Regions from separate parts of the Homo sapiens genome. Here region 2 is linked to region 1. A link is a contact called in ENCODE Hi-C data. All regions are on one chromosome and are shown on one strand. Each heading gives the region's core, a stretch centred on a gene start or an enhancer-like site at or near the end of the contact. The rest is flanking DNA. Distances are from core to core; before and after follow the strand shown.

What was found. A loop is a pair of places that touch in the nucleus more often than their neighbours do. Pooled maps may share reads with other maps.
Region 2: a loop to region 1 is called in a pooled map, with 27 times the contacts of the local background. The contact joins the promoter of RALGAPB here to the promoter of HM13 in region 1. A Hi-C loop is called at or near these places in 2 of 50 pooled maps.

Annotation. Positions count from the first base shown.
Region 1 is chr20:31,511,610-31,518,350 of GRCh38, reverse strand. It overlaps HM13 (histocompatibility minor 13), which reads right to left and starts at 3,909. Exons shown (of 13, transcript NM_178581.3): 1 at 3,617-3,909. The coding sequence starts at 3,799. RefSeq lists a silencer at 3,243-3,312.
Region 2 is chr20:38,470,064-38,476,804 of GRCh38, reverse strand. RALGAPB (Ral GTPase activating protein non-catalytic subunit beta) reads right to left here and starts at 3,962. Exons shown (of 30, transcript NM_020336.4): 1 at 3,736-3,962. RefSeq lists a silencer at 3,682-3,881 and an enhancer at 4,172-4,241.

The DNA of each region.
Region 1 (6,741 bases), core at 2,660-5,159:
AAGAAAAAAAAAAAATTGCTGGGCGCGGTGGCTCATGCCTGTAGTCCCAGCACTTTGGGAGGCCGAGGAGGGTGGATCACCTGAGGTCGGGAGTTTGAGACCAGCCTGACCAACATGGAGAAATCCCGTCTCTACTAAAAATACAAAATTAGCCAGGCGTGGTGGTGCCAGCCTGTAATCCCAGCTACATGGGAGGCTGAGGCAGGAGAATTGCTTGAACCTGGGAGGCAGAAGTTGCAATGAGCCAAGATCACGCCATTGCACTCCAGCCCGGGCAACAAGAGTGAAACTCCATCTCAAAAAAAAAAAAAAATCAAGTTGTAGAGAAATATGTACTATATAATCCAATTTTTATAAAAATAAATTTACATGTCTATATACACAGACACATATACAATGAATGTGTAAACACAGAAAAAACTCTCAAAGGTTATATACTCAACAGCCAGTTGGGTTACTTCCAAGGAATAGTGCCCAGGAGGCTTTTCCTTTATACTTCTGCACTGCTTGATTTTTTTTTTTTTTAACAAGTGTATAGTATTTTTGTAACAATACGATTAACCGCTGCATTGCTTTCAGGATTCTCTTCCCCAGAAAGGCCACGGGCTTCCTGAACATCTTGTCACTACATCCAAGCCCCTCTCCTGGGCTCACACCACACTCTTCACTGCCTCCCTGAACACATCTTGTGGTCCCCTGCCCCACCTTCTCCTGCTCTGCCTGTTGGACTCTCCCAATCCATGCAGAGACAACTGCTGCCCCCTCCAGGAGGCCTATCAGAGCTCTATTTACTTGACTAGTCACATGTCTGTTTCTCCTTGGTGACTGGGCTCAGTGAGGGCAGGGCTTGGCCTTCTTTGTCCCGGAACTCCTGGTACCCAGCCCAGAGCCTAGCCCACAGCAGGCACCCAGTCCTGTTCGCTGAGGGCCCTTTAAACCAATGTTTAATGTGCAGCTACTGCCTGGGTCATATTCGCTTCTGTCTGGGATATAGGACTCTGACAGTGATGGGTGCTGCTCTGAGACTGCTCCTCCCAAGGCTACTTCTTCACAACATACTCCTGGAGGCTCTACCTTCTTTCTCTCCATGATTTCACAATTTTCCCTGCCTGTTATGGACACCTTGACCCTTGGGGATTCTGTCCTCACATTCCCTCTCTCCCAACTGGTTTTGGGGTCCAACACTGGTGGGAAATCAAAACTGGGTCCCCACACTAACTCTTCTCTCTCCTTTTCACATGACCAGGGAAACGACTCAGGGTAGAAGGGGAGTCATTTGCCCTGTCCTTTCCCTAGGTCAATGCTGCTTGTCTTTAAAGGTACCTGTGTTAGGAGAGAGCCCTGGATGAGGACTAGGCATACCTGATTCTGCCCCTAAATGGCAGAGTGATCTTCAGAAGTCATTTCTTTGACTCTCAGTTTCTTTTCCTGTACAATGAGGATAATGAAACTGGCTCTGCCTGCCACCTCAGTTGCTGTGAGCATCAAAGGGCGTCAAGGTTTTGCAAGCTTTACCGCATCTGGGTCATTGGTGGTGGCAGGCTCTTAATGGTCAGGTCCTGTTTGTAAATTCATACAGTCCTCCACACCCTGCTGCCCTGCAGGAGATGCTTGGGAGAGGTATTCAGAGGCTAAGGCTTTCTCCTATCCATACCCTCTGTTCCAGCCACACCAAACCTTCCACTATTTCCTGAACTGCCTCGTAGCCTCCTGCCTCCGTACCTCTCTCTGCTTACCTGGTTTCTTTTGCTTAGAATGCCTTCTCCTGGCTGAAATTCTACCTCTACGTCAAGGCTCAGGCCTACCTCTAGCACAAAGCCTCCCTGCATTGTCCCAGATGTGCTCAATCTTTCTCCCTAAACCTTGTAGCATTGCTTGTAGTATAATCACAATCTAGTTATTATTCTTTCACCTACGCTCCCGAATTCCTTGGTGACAGGGCTCTGACCTACTCATCTTTGCAGCAATCCTCCCTTACCCCTGACAGTGGTGGAAGTTCAGGAAATACTGTTGCCTGGAAGGTGTTTTCTGCAGAGATTAGTGATCCATGTACAGAAGGTGCCAGGGAGAATTACTCAGTTTGGAGAGCAGCTCAGATCAAGCTGCCTAGCCTTATGCCAGCTGTCCTTCGCCTCCTCTGTCCTGGGTTATCTCAGAACTGCTCTCTACACTAAGTGTCTACCTGACAGGCATAGTAGAGAGGCTTAATATCACCTGAACTCAGCTTAGAAAAAGCCAAATAAAAAGGAAAATGGAGTCATGTTTGAGTCTCTCAGCCTAAGCCCCGCCTAACTACTTTCCTTTGCATCTGATCGCATACAGAGCCAGTAGTGAGTTCTCTGCTCCTGGGGAAGGAAGATGGCAGGCCTCAGCTACTGCTCAAGTTGGGTAGTGTTTTGAGAACCTCAGCTTCAGCAGTTTCAAAAGTGGCAGCTGCTTTGTGGGCCTGCCCTCTTTGGGCAAGACTTCCACTTAGGTCCATCCTCAGGTCTGGGTGGGGGAGGAGCATCGGGAAGGTGCAGATTAAGAGGTTGTGGAGGAAGGGAGAGGGTGCCAGGAAGTGAAAAGTCATTGGTACAACGGGCTAGAAAGGGCTTAATATAGGGAAGAAGTGGGGCAGGGAAGGGGGAGGGAGAAGCAGAAGGTGAAATGTGCTGGAGTCCTCCTAGTTATCCAATAGGACAGATGTTGAGGAAGGCCAGGGATGGAGTCTGGCCCAGTCTCACAAGAGGGGCCAACAGTGGCCCAGCAGACAGGCCCAGTTTGGTGGGGGGATTGTCTTGGGGGTATGGGGAGAAGGGCTACTTTGAGATAGGGTCAAAGGCTGGGTGGGAAAAGGGTTACAGGTTAGGAACAAGGTCTAGGTTTTGACTAGGCCATGTCCAAGGTTGGATGGTAGTTAAGAGAGGAAACCAGGAAAATAAGACGTCCATGCCTAGTTGGAAAGTAGAGGCACCAAGATGCCAGCTTCTGAGGAGCCAGCTGACTGGGATGGTTCCAGAAAGTGATGTGAAAAACTGGGCTCTAAGAGATCATTGTTTTTGAGGCAGGGGCAAGGGCCAGGTGTGGGGGATCTAGGTGAGCACATAAGGTGCCATAGATTCCAGTGAGACAGGAGTCAGAGTCTAGGGATGGGTCTGGATGGTAGAAAGGGCCCTGCGGTGGGCTGAGGCAGGGTTCCTAACAGGGAATGACACGAAATTGTACCATTCAGTAAGTTGTGAGGACCAGTATCCATCAGGTATACATGATGGGGCTGATCTGCCTGGGCCCAACAGGCTCAGAACAATCAGTGCCCGAGTCGCAGTGGGGGACGGGCTGACAGCGTTCCCAGCCGCGGCATGATGCACAGGGAGGGAAGTGTCAGGGTCCGGGTCGGGAGCAGAAGCAAGTTCCTATTGGGGAAGGTATCATACCCTGGTCGGGGGTCGGTGCCCAGATCCCGGGGTAGGAAATGCCAGCCCCGGAATGTGGGCCCGAGACAGAGGGAACGGTGGTGATCAGGGCTGGGAAGAGTCAGTGTCCGGGGAGAGGTGTCTGTCCCGCCTAGGAAGGGTCCATGTCGGCCGTGTTCGGTATGGGGGTGGAAAGTGCCCGGTTTTCCCGCTGACCCTACCTTGCCGCGGGCGCAGCGTACGGAGCGCAGGGCGCCGAAGAAGATGGGCAGCAGCGCCATGAGCAGGAGGCTGCCGTAGGCCAGCGCGATGCCCTCGGGCGTGGAAGGCGGCCGCGTAGTGCTGTTGGTGGGGCCGCCTGCCTCGGCACTGCCGTTATGCGGATCGCTGAGGGCCGAGTCCATGGCGAGGGTGCGTTCGGGATCCGACTCCAGCTCCGGTTGCTGCAGCAGGGACGCAGGCGGAGACACCGGCTCTGCAGGGAAAGCCACGTTCCCCTAAGGCAACAGGAAGTGACGTGCTCCCTCCCAAGCCCGCGCCGCGCACGCGCGCACACACGCTTGCACGCACGCGCGCGCGCGTGCACGTCTCCCCGCCCGCTCGCCCTCTAGCGGTGGCCGAGGGCCGGGCGGCGGGTTGCTAAGCAACTTGTTAGCGGTCCGGACAGGGGCTCTGGGCCACTGCGGTGGGCATGCGACCCGAATGCCCATTTCCCAGTCCCAGCCGGTCTCCTCAATCCCCTGCTGTCCACTCTCCGCAAATCCTCATATTCCGAATAACTAAGAATGTGTTTATTCATACATGCATTTATTGGGTATCCAATTGTTTATTCACTCCTTAAATATTTATTGAATGTCCCTCAATATGCCAACAACTGACCTAGGCTCTGGGGACACTGAGGTGAACAATACAGGCAAAAGTTCCTCCTTGCCTTCGTGAAGTTTGCATTTTAGTGCAGTGTGTGTGGGGGGACGTTGGGAAGACAATAAAGAAACTGAACAAAATAAAAGTCTGTAAAATGGGCTGGGCGCAGTGGCTCACGCCTGTAATCCCAGCACTCTAGGAGGCCGAGGCGGGTGGATCACCTGACGTCACGAGTTCGAGACCAGCCTGACCAATATGGTGAAACCCCGTCTGCACTAAAAATACAAACAATTAGCCGGGCGTGGTGGCACGCACCTGTAATCCCAGCTACTCGGGAGGCTGAGGCAGGAGAATCGCCTGAACCCGGGAGGCGGAGGTTGCAGTGAGCCAAGACTGAGCCATTGCACTCCAGCCTGGGCAACAAGAGCGAAACTCCGTCTGAAAAAAAAAAAAAAAAAAAAAAAAAAAAAGGCCAGGCGCGGTGGCTCACGCCTGTAATCCCAGCACTTTGGGAGGCCGAGGTGGGCAGATTGCGAGGTCAGGAGATCGAGACCATCCTGGCTAACACGGTGAAACCCCGTCTGTACTAAAAATATAAAAAATTAGCCGGGCGTGGTGGCGGGCGCCTACAATCCCAGCTACTTGGGAGGCTGAGGCAGGAGACTGGCTTGAACCTGGGAGGCGGAGGTTGCAGTGAGCCCACTGCACTCCAGCCTGGGCGACAGAGTGAGACTCTGTCTCAAAAAAAAAAAAAAAAAAAACAAGAAAAATTTGTAATTTGTAAAACGTTAATGTATAGTTATGTGTTACATAGCATGTTAATGCAGATAAATAGAGAAAAATAAAGCAAAAGAAAGTAAGGTGTGTGTGGAGTTTGCAAATGTATTGAGAGCCTACTATGTGCCAGGCAATTATAATACCTTACGAGTTCATGCCCCTGTACAATTTATAAAGCTTTGTGGCTCTTTTCAGAATTTGAAGAATCTGTTTATTTATGTGATTCTTATTTTTGATATTGTTAAAAAAGTTAAAAATATATATTTTCTTAGACATGGGGTTTTGCCATGTTGGCCAGGCTGGTCTCAAACTCCTAGGTTCAAGTGATCCTCCTGCCTCAGCCTCCTAAAGTGTTGGGATTACAGGTATGAGCCACTGCTTGCAGCCTACTGTGGCTATATTAGATACTGGAACATCTAAGCATCACTGTGTGACTGTGCAAACAAAAAACTTCAAGGAGGGCCTATTATTATTATTATTATTATTATTATTTTGAGACAGGGTCTCACTCTGTCACCCAGGCTGGAGTGCAGTGGCATGATCACAGCTCACTGCAGCCTCTACCTTCTGGGCTTGGGTGATTCTCCCACCTCAGCCTCCCCAGTAGCTGGGACCACAGGTGTGTGCCACCACGCCCGGCTAACTTTTTGTGTTTTTAGTAGAGATGGGGTTTCGGCATGTTGCCCAGGCTGGTCTCAAACTCCTGGGCTCAAGCAATCTGCCCACTTCGGCCTCCCAAAGTTCTGCAATTATAGGCATGAGCTGCCACCTCCCGCAAGAGTGCCTATTTTATTTTATTTTATTTATTTTTTATTTTTTTTTTTGAGATGGAGTCTTGCTATGTCACCCAGGCTGGAGTGCAGTGGCACGATTTCGGCTCACTGCAACCTCCAGCTTCCGGGTTCACGCCATTCTCCTGCCTCAGCCTCCCGAGTAGCTAGGACTACACGCACCCGCCACCACGCTCGGCTAATTTTTGGTATTTTTAGTAGAGTCAGGGTTTCACCGTGTTAGCCAGGATGGTCTCGATCTCCTGACCTCGTGATCCGCCCGCCTCGGCCTCCCAAAGTGCTGGGATTACAGGCATGAGCCACCGCGCCCGGCCAAGAGTGCCTATTTTAAAAAAGATTTCTATGTGTTGAGGCAGTTGTTTACTGCAGAATTAAGCCCACTTTAGGCTTACTACCAGCTTCTATCTAAAAATATTGACTGATAACCGAAAGTGTTCTAAAGGTGGTTATTCTGATCTATAGTTTTTTTGTTTGTTGTGAGACTGAGTTTTGCTCTTTTTGCTCAGGCTGGAGTGCAATGGCGCAATCTCGGCTCACCACAACCTCTGCCTCCCTGGTTCAAGCGATTCTCCTGCCTCAGCCTCCCGAGTAGCTGGGATTACAGGCATGCGTCACCACGCCCAGTTAATTTTGTATTTTCAGTAGAGATGGGGTTTCTCCATGTTGGTCAGGCTGGTCTCGAACGCCTGACCTCAGTGATCCACTCGCCTCGGCCTCCCAAAGTGCTAGGATTACAGGCGTGAACCACTGCGCCTAGCCTCTGATCTATAGTTTTTTAAAAAAGTATTTACAGAAAGTATAGAAGTTTTTGTGAATTTAATACAAGTTAGCCTCCAATTTTCTCTTCTCAAATGTTTGATTTATAGTTTTTGCTCCTTTACATATTTGCTTTTTTAATTTCAAGATTTGTAATT
Region 2 (6,741 bases), core at 2,713-5,212, 7.0 Mb before region 1:
TAAAATAGGCTTTGTGCTAGACAATTTTGCTCAACTGTACGCTAATGTAAATGTTCTGAGCATGTTTAAGGTAGATGAGGCTAAGCTATTCTGTTCAGTAGGTATATTAAATGCATTTTTGGCTTACGATCTTCTCAACTTTGATAGGTTTATTGGGAAGTAATCCCATCATAAGTCGAGGGGCCTCTAGATATCTAATTGAGTTTCTCAAACATAGCAGATCACTCTCTCCCCTTCCCTATCCCATGCACACACAGACAGGCAAACACAACACAACAATACACAAGACAACCTTTCTCATGGGGAAGGGGTCGGGGGCGAAAGGGGACACCGTCCAGAGGAAGGAGGCCTGCTTTCTAGTCCTGGAGGTGCTAGAAGCTAACCATGTAGCCTTGACCAAGTTACTTTCCGCATCTATAAAAAGTTAGAATGAAACTCCATGCACCTTAATTTTAAAACTTAAATCATCTCGCACCAAAGAAAATCAACTATTCTGCCCAAAAAGTCTTTGCACATGTCAGGAAACACACCTGCTAACACTGATGAGTACCTCGTATTAAACAGAATCCATTTCTAGGTCCCAAGCTATCATGATTAGAGTCACTTTTGTTCTCTGAGCATGTGGAATTTTTCACCTTTACTTTGGGGCACAACTACAGACTTAAACCTTCAGCCTTAAAGATTGAGTTTCTTCCATGTGCTAAAGCAAGAACTGGATACTGTGTCCCTATCTGATCAGACACACAAGGACAAGTTTCTTGAGTATCTGAATTTAACATAAGTTGTCCCATCAGTTTCTATTAGTGCTAAGCCTAAAAACTGACCAAATAATACAAAACGGAACCAAGAAAATTTTTCTATAACAATCCTTATAAAGAATATTTTATGGGCTGGGGACGGTGGCTAATGCCTGTAATCCCAGCACTTTGGGAGGACTAGGCAGGCAGATCACTTAAGGTCAGCAGTTCGACATGAACCTGGCCAACATGGCGAAACCCCCTCTCAACTAAAAATACAAAAAAATTAGCCAGGTGTGGTGGTGGGTGCCTGTAGTCCCAGCTACTCAGGAGGCTGAGGCAGGAGAATCGTTTGAACCCAGGAGGCGGAGGTTGTAGTGAGCTGAGATTGCGCCACTACACTCCAGCCTGGGGGACAGAGCGAGACTGCATCTCAAAAAAAAAAAAAAGAAAAAAAAAATTTTATGAAATGTGTTTTTAATTCAGTCTACATACTTTGTCATGTTTAATTGCTATACAAAAAAAAATCTTTATTGTCCAAAAACCTCCTCATAATGACCTTCACACACATATTCACTAACTTTTGCAAATCCTTACATGGTTTTAAGACCAACCAAGAACAAATCCAATCTGAATTATTGGTCTGCCTTCCTTTAAACTTGTAAATATGGCAAATGGGGCAATGGCAGTTCAGGCATTCTGCAATAAATATGTGCTAAATTTGTCAATTCCTGTGACAACATGATTTTACTCTTCATTAAGTACTTAACGTCCTCTCTCCTGGTGAACAGGACCAAACATTACCAATGGCAATCCCATCTGCTTGTATTTACCAAATACCAACAAGGCAGTGGCATTTAGTGGATGACAACTAAACACTTTTTTGGACAATGAAGTAGGGAACACATGCAAAGGTCTAACAGTAATAAAAAGACTTTCCCTACAGACATGATTGCGTCCGATTGTGATAGAATCAGACATTAAAAATCAAACAATGTTGATTGCACATGGTTAGTTACAGAGTGCCTTGCAATTGGTAAGAACTCAATGTGTGTGTTCAACTGCTGGACAAATTGCTGAACATAACTAGAATACTCACTCCTAAGCAAAAAGAACAAAACTCTATAAGCTGGGAACTACCAAACATCTTTTACAAAAATGGAAATAGAGAAGAATCTGTTCGCAACATGATCTATCTATGACATAAAAGGACCCAAACATTCCACTGAGTAAAAGCTTTGTGAGTCTGTATGTCAAAGCACTGGAAGGAATACAGAGATGAAGAAAACATAGTCCCTGCCCTAAAGCTTCTCATAATCTAGAAGTAGGGATAGAACTACAACTCAGAAAAATAACTGATAAGTTTCACTACGATGTTCCTAAAGAGCAAATTGGAAGGACTCAAGGTGGGTAGGGGTCAGGGACAGAGGTATCTTGAAGGGAATGCTTAAAGCTAATGCAGCCAGAGACAGGAAGAAAAGGGTATGTAGGCCTGGCACAGTGGCTCGCATCTGTAATCCCACCACTATGGCAGACCATAGTGGGTGGACTGCTTCAGCCCAGGAGTTTGAGACCAGCCTGGGCAACATGGAGAAACCCCATCTCTACAAAAAAAATTCAAAAATTAGCCAAGCGTGGTAGTCCCAGCTACTTGAGAGGCTGAGGTGGGAGGACTGCTTGAGCTCAGGAGGCGGAAGTTGCAGTGAGCCAAGATCATGCCACTGCATTCCAGCCTGGGCAACAGAGCAAGACTCTGTCTAAAAAAAAGAAAGAAAGAAAAGAAAAGGGTGTGTATATGCATATAGGAGAGAGCAGAAGTGTGTGCGTTTGGGTGGGATGGCCAGAACGTTCAGAGGATGGTCTAGGCAGACTTCCAGCATATGTAAAAACGACCCAGAGGTTACAGACGCTACACCTATAAGTACTGTATATTTAGGAAAATTGCAAACGAGCAGTTTGCATAAGATGCATACATTTTAAATGTTCCAGATGACTCAGAATCCCTGCAGAGAATTCCATCCCTAACAGTCTTTCACAAGGTGTAGTGGTCAGTCAACCTAAAGATCTCTGCGGGTGGAACCTGCAAGTTTAACAAGCTCCCAGACAATTCTCCTGCACACTTAAGCTGGAGAAAGAGAGATGCTTTTTGAGATGCAGAATTATCAAATTACATGCGGTTCCCAAACTTTGCTGCAAGCTGGAATCACTTGGGCATCTTTAAAAAAAAAATATTGAAGTCTGGCTTTCAACTCCAGACATTCTGATTGTTTTGGTCTGGGATGCCACATGGGCATCAGAAACCTTTACAATTTCCCCCAGGTGATTCTACAGTGTAGCAAAGTTGGAGAGCCACTGCCCTAATTGTTAAGCACTTGGGTCGGATGCTCCGGTTCAAATTACTAGCTATGTGACCTTGGGTAATTAAGTCACCCAACCACCCAGGGACTCAGTTGCCTCGTCAGTAAAATGGGGACAACAATCCTACCTCACAGGGTTGCTGTGAAGTTAGACGTGGAGAACGTAATGGCCTGGCATGATGCCTGGCGGATAAGAAGCGCTTAATGGGGGTTAGCTGTTTACTCCCATCATCAACTCTCCCTCATCAAAGTGTCACTGTGCAATGGGCAGCATCGTCCCCACTGGGCGGCAGCAACTTGCCTAACCTTTCTGCTGGACCAAATTCTTTGCGGGAGTTGTCTAGCTCCGCTCCAGACCCGCCCCCTCCCCCAGGTTGCCAGGAGAGAGCTTCGCCTGGCCGGGGTAGCTCCCAAGGATTAGACCGGGTTTACACAGACTCGACAGCAGCCGCCCACTCCAGGGCCAAGCTTTCCCCGCCCCCGTGGGTCTCCCAAAAATTTGCAGATGAGCTTCCAAAGGCCGGGCCCCTGGAGCACCCAGAGCCGAGAAACAAGCCTCAGCCGTCCCTTGACCGCCAGGTGGGGAAGAGAGGGAAGGAGAGGGGAGGGTCCGGCCGCGGCGGGGCCGGCTGCCCGGTTACCTGAGGCGACGGGCGGGGCCCGCATCGCCGGGGCGGGCGCCGCCGCCGGCCGTCCTCGGCCTTCCGCCTCACGCGACCCGCGCCATAGGGCTGGCGCTTTCACCGCCCTGGCCGGCCGTCCTCAGGCGGTCCGTCAGTCCACCCGTCAGCGACTCTCCCAGGGCGCCAAGGGACGACGAAGGCCACTCGAGCCAGCCGGCTGGGATCTGCTCAGGCAACTTCCGACTGCCAGGGGCGGCGGCGTCAAATAACTCCCCAGCCAAGTGGGCCACTGCGCGTGCGCGGTGCGCCTAATCAGAGCTTTCTACGGGGCTGAACCGGTGGCGTCAAATAATTCCCGAGACACAGAGCCGGAAGCTGCGCCTGCGCAGCTATCCCAGATCGCCGCGCGGGACGCATTGCGTTCCTCCCATTCCGGATCAAGTGGAGAGGGAGGAGTGAAGTGACGGATGCACCTACCTCATCGCGGCACAGAGGAGGCGCTCTACCTGCGTCCTTAGGAATCTTACGGCATCCACTCTACCTGCTTTCGGTGCAGACGGATAAGGGGCTTCTCTGCAAGATTCTGGCTCCCACCTAGGTTCTAGGAATTTCTCCCATCCCACCATTACAGCACTCTTCCTCTGAAATGATGCCCTTTGCTCGCCGCCGTCTTATTACACGGGCACAGCATTAATTATGAACAGTGCTCTATTCCAGGCCCGGTGTGGGTTACAAAGGTGAATCGAACATAAGATTTAGAGCCTCTCATTAAAGAGCTGAATCTGATCGAGATAAGACAGTAGTAATAATACTAAGAGATACTACTTCGAGCACCTGCCATGCGCTAGACATTTTGTAAACAGTACCACTTTCAATAATTTGCTTTCACTTCAACGAAGAAAATAATACCATTGGAGAGGTACAGCTTAAGTGCTTTGAGAATCTAAAGGAGGAAACTTGGACTGAGAAAGAAGAGGAGGGAGGGATGGTGGAATTCTTCACGGAGGACCTGGCCTTGAGACTGACCTTGGGTATTGAGAGAGGGAGGAGGGGTCAGGGTGTTGAGTAGAGGTGAAGGCACGGTTGTCTGAAAAGCAGAAGGGAGCAAAGAAGATTCTGACTCCTCACCTCAGTTAGAAGAGACTATGGAGGAATGAGTGATAAGGGAACTAGTATCCTCACAGAAAGGGTAAAACTGAAGAGTGTTTCCTCAAGACCACACCTCACCCCCCAGAAAAATAGCTACAGGAAGGAAGAGGGAAAAGGAGGGTAAGAATGTGCTAGGACAGGAACGAGGCTATGTCCAGGACACTGGATCCAAGCAATACATTTCAATTAAACACAGTGTGACAAATTATGTAGTTGGCTAACTCAAGATCTATTTCAACCACTCCCTTGCCTTTCTATACTACAGGGGCTGAAAAGCAAAGCACACAACTCTCAACTTTCTTTGCTGCTAAGGGTGGCAGTGAGACAAAGTCCTGGCCACTGAGATGTAGGCAGAAGTATCAAAGGAGACCTTCCCTTCCTTCTTCCCTTGGAGAAGTTTGTGTCCTTCACTTTTCCCCTGCTTCATGCTTGGAACTGGGTAACACCTGGGAGCACAGCAGCCTAGAGGCCATGAGGAGGGCTGTGCTGAGGAAGGTGGAGCAGAAAGACAGGAGCCTGTTTGTTTAAGTCATACTCAAGCAGCTACACAAACCCTGTACTACCTTCCTGTCTTATCGGGATGAGGGATCTTATATATACCAGAGTTTGTTGAGTTTTATGTTACTTGCAACCAGATGCATTCTAACACAATTAATACTGAACCCCTGTAACAGACAAGGGAGGGGTGACTAACTGGAAGAACAACGGGTGATGGGAATTGGAAAAGTGACAGGCACAGAGGATGGGAAAGCTGTCCCAAAGCCCTTGGGGAGATGATGAAAATACAGCTATCACCCTTCTAGTGGTTTCAATTCATTCCTGAAATTCTGCTTCTAAGTGGAAAGCTGTTAAATTTTTCCCATTAATTAAAATGGGCAAAATTGTGTTCAATTCCAGCCTAAGGCACCTAAATATTTTTAACAGAAAAAATATATTGATGCAACAGAAAATTATACAAACAAATAATTTTGCTTAAAATATGGTTTTTACATAACATGTAAGGCAGTAAGACTTACTGCTCTGGACAGAAAGACAAGATTTAATATTAGGTGCAAGTTGGTGGAGGAGAGATGCAAGTGAGTGGTTCTCTAAATGATGGTTTGTTTTTTTAAGACACAGGGCCTCGCTATGTTGCCCAGGCTGGCTTCAAACTCCCAGGCCCAAGCGATCCACCTGCCTCAGCCTCCCAAGTAGCTGGAACTAAAGGCACACATCACTGTGCCTGGCATAAAAGATATGTTTTTTCTGCACTCTTTGCTAATTTTTTAAAACTTTTGAAGTCTTCACTTAAACAAACATAAAAATAAAACACACATACGCACATATACCTTGAGGGAAAATTAAAGACTAAACATTAGAACACTTTGAAACATTTGAGAAAAGCACACATGTACAATAAACTTAAGAGACACATGAGATGCTACACATAGTAAAACATTTTGGATCTCCAAACATAGTGCACAATTCAAATTTGTTCCACGGCATGATCTCTAACTAGAAACATCGACTAAACTGGGGAATGTCTTCATCTGAACTGTAATGTCAAAATATCATTGTGTATAGTGTGTTTGGAAAGGCACAGAATTGGAAAAAAGAGGAGCAGCGGTATAAGCTTTTGTGACAGACTTTTTTCCAAAGATCACTACACCAGTCTTTTTTGTTTTATTTACCCTGAAAGCATCATTCTGGGAGATGCCATACCAATCTATATGATCCATCCCATGGTTCTCCTTATGATGTAACCGACACTCCTCCCACTGAGAAGTGGGATTGATGTTCCTTCTCCTTGAGTCTGGCTGCGTCTGTGACCATTCTAACCAATAGGGCAAAAGTGATGCTATGTGATTTCTGGGGCTAGGTCATAAAGAAGACACA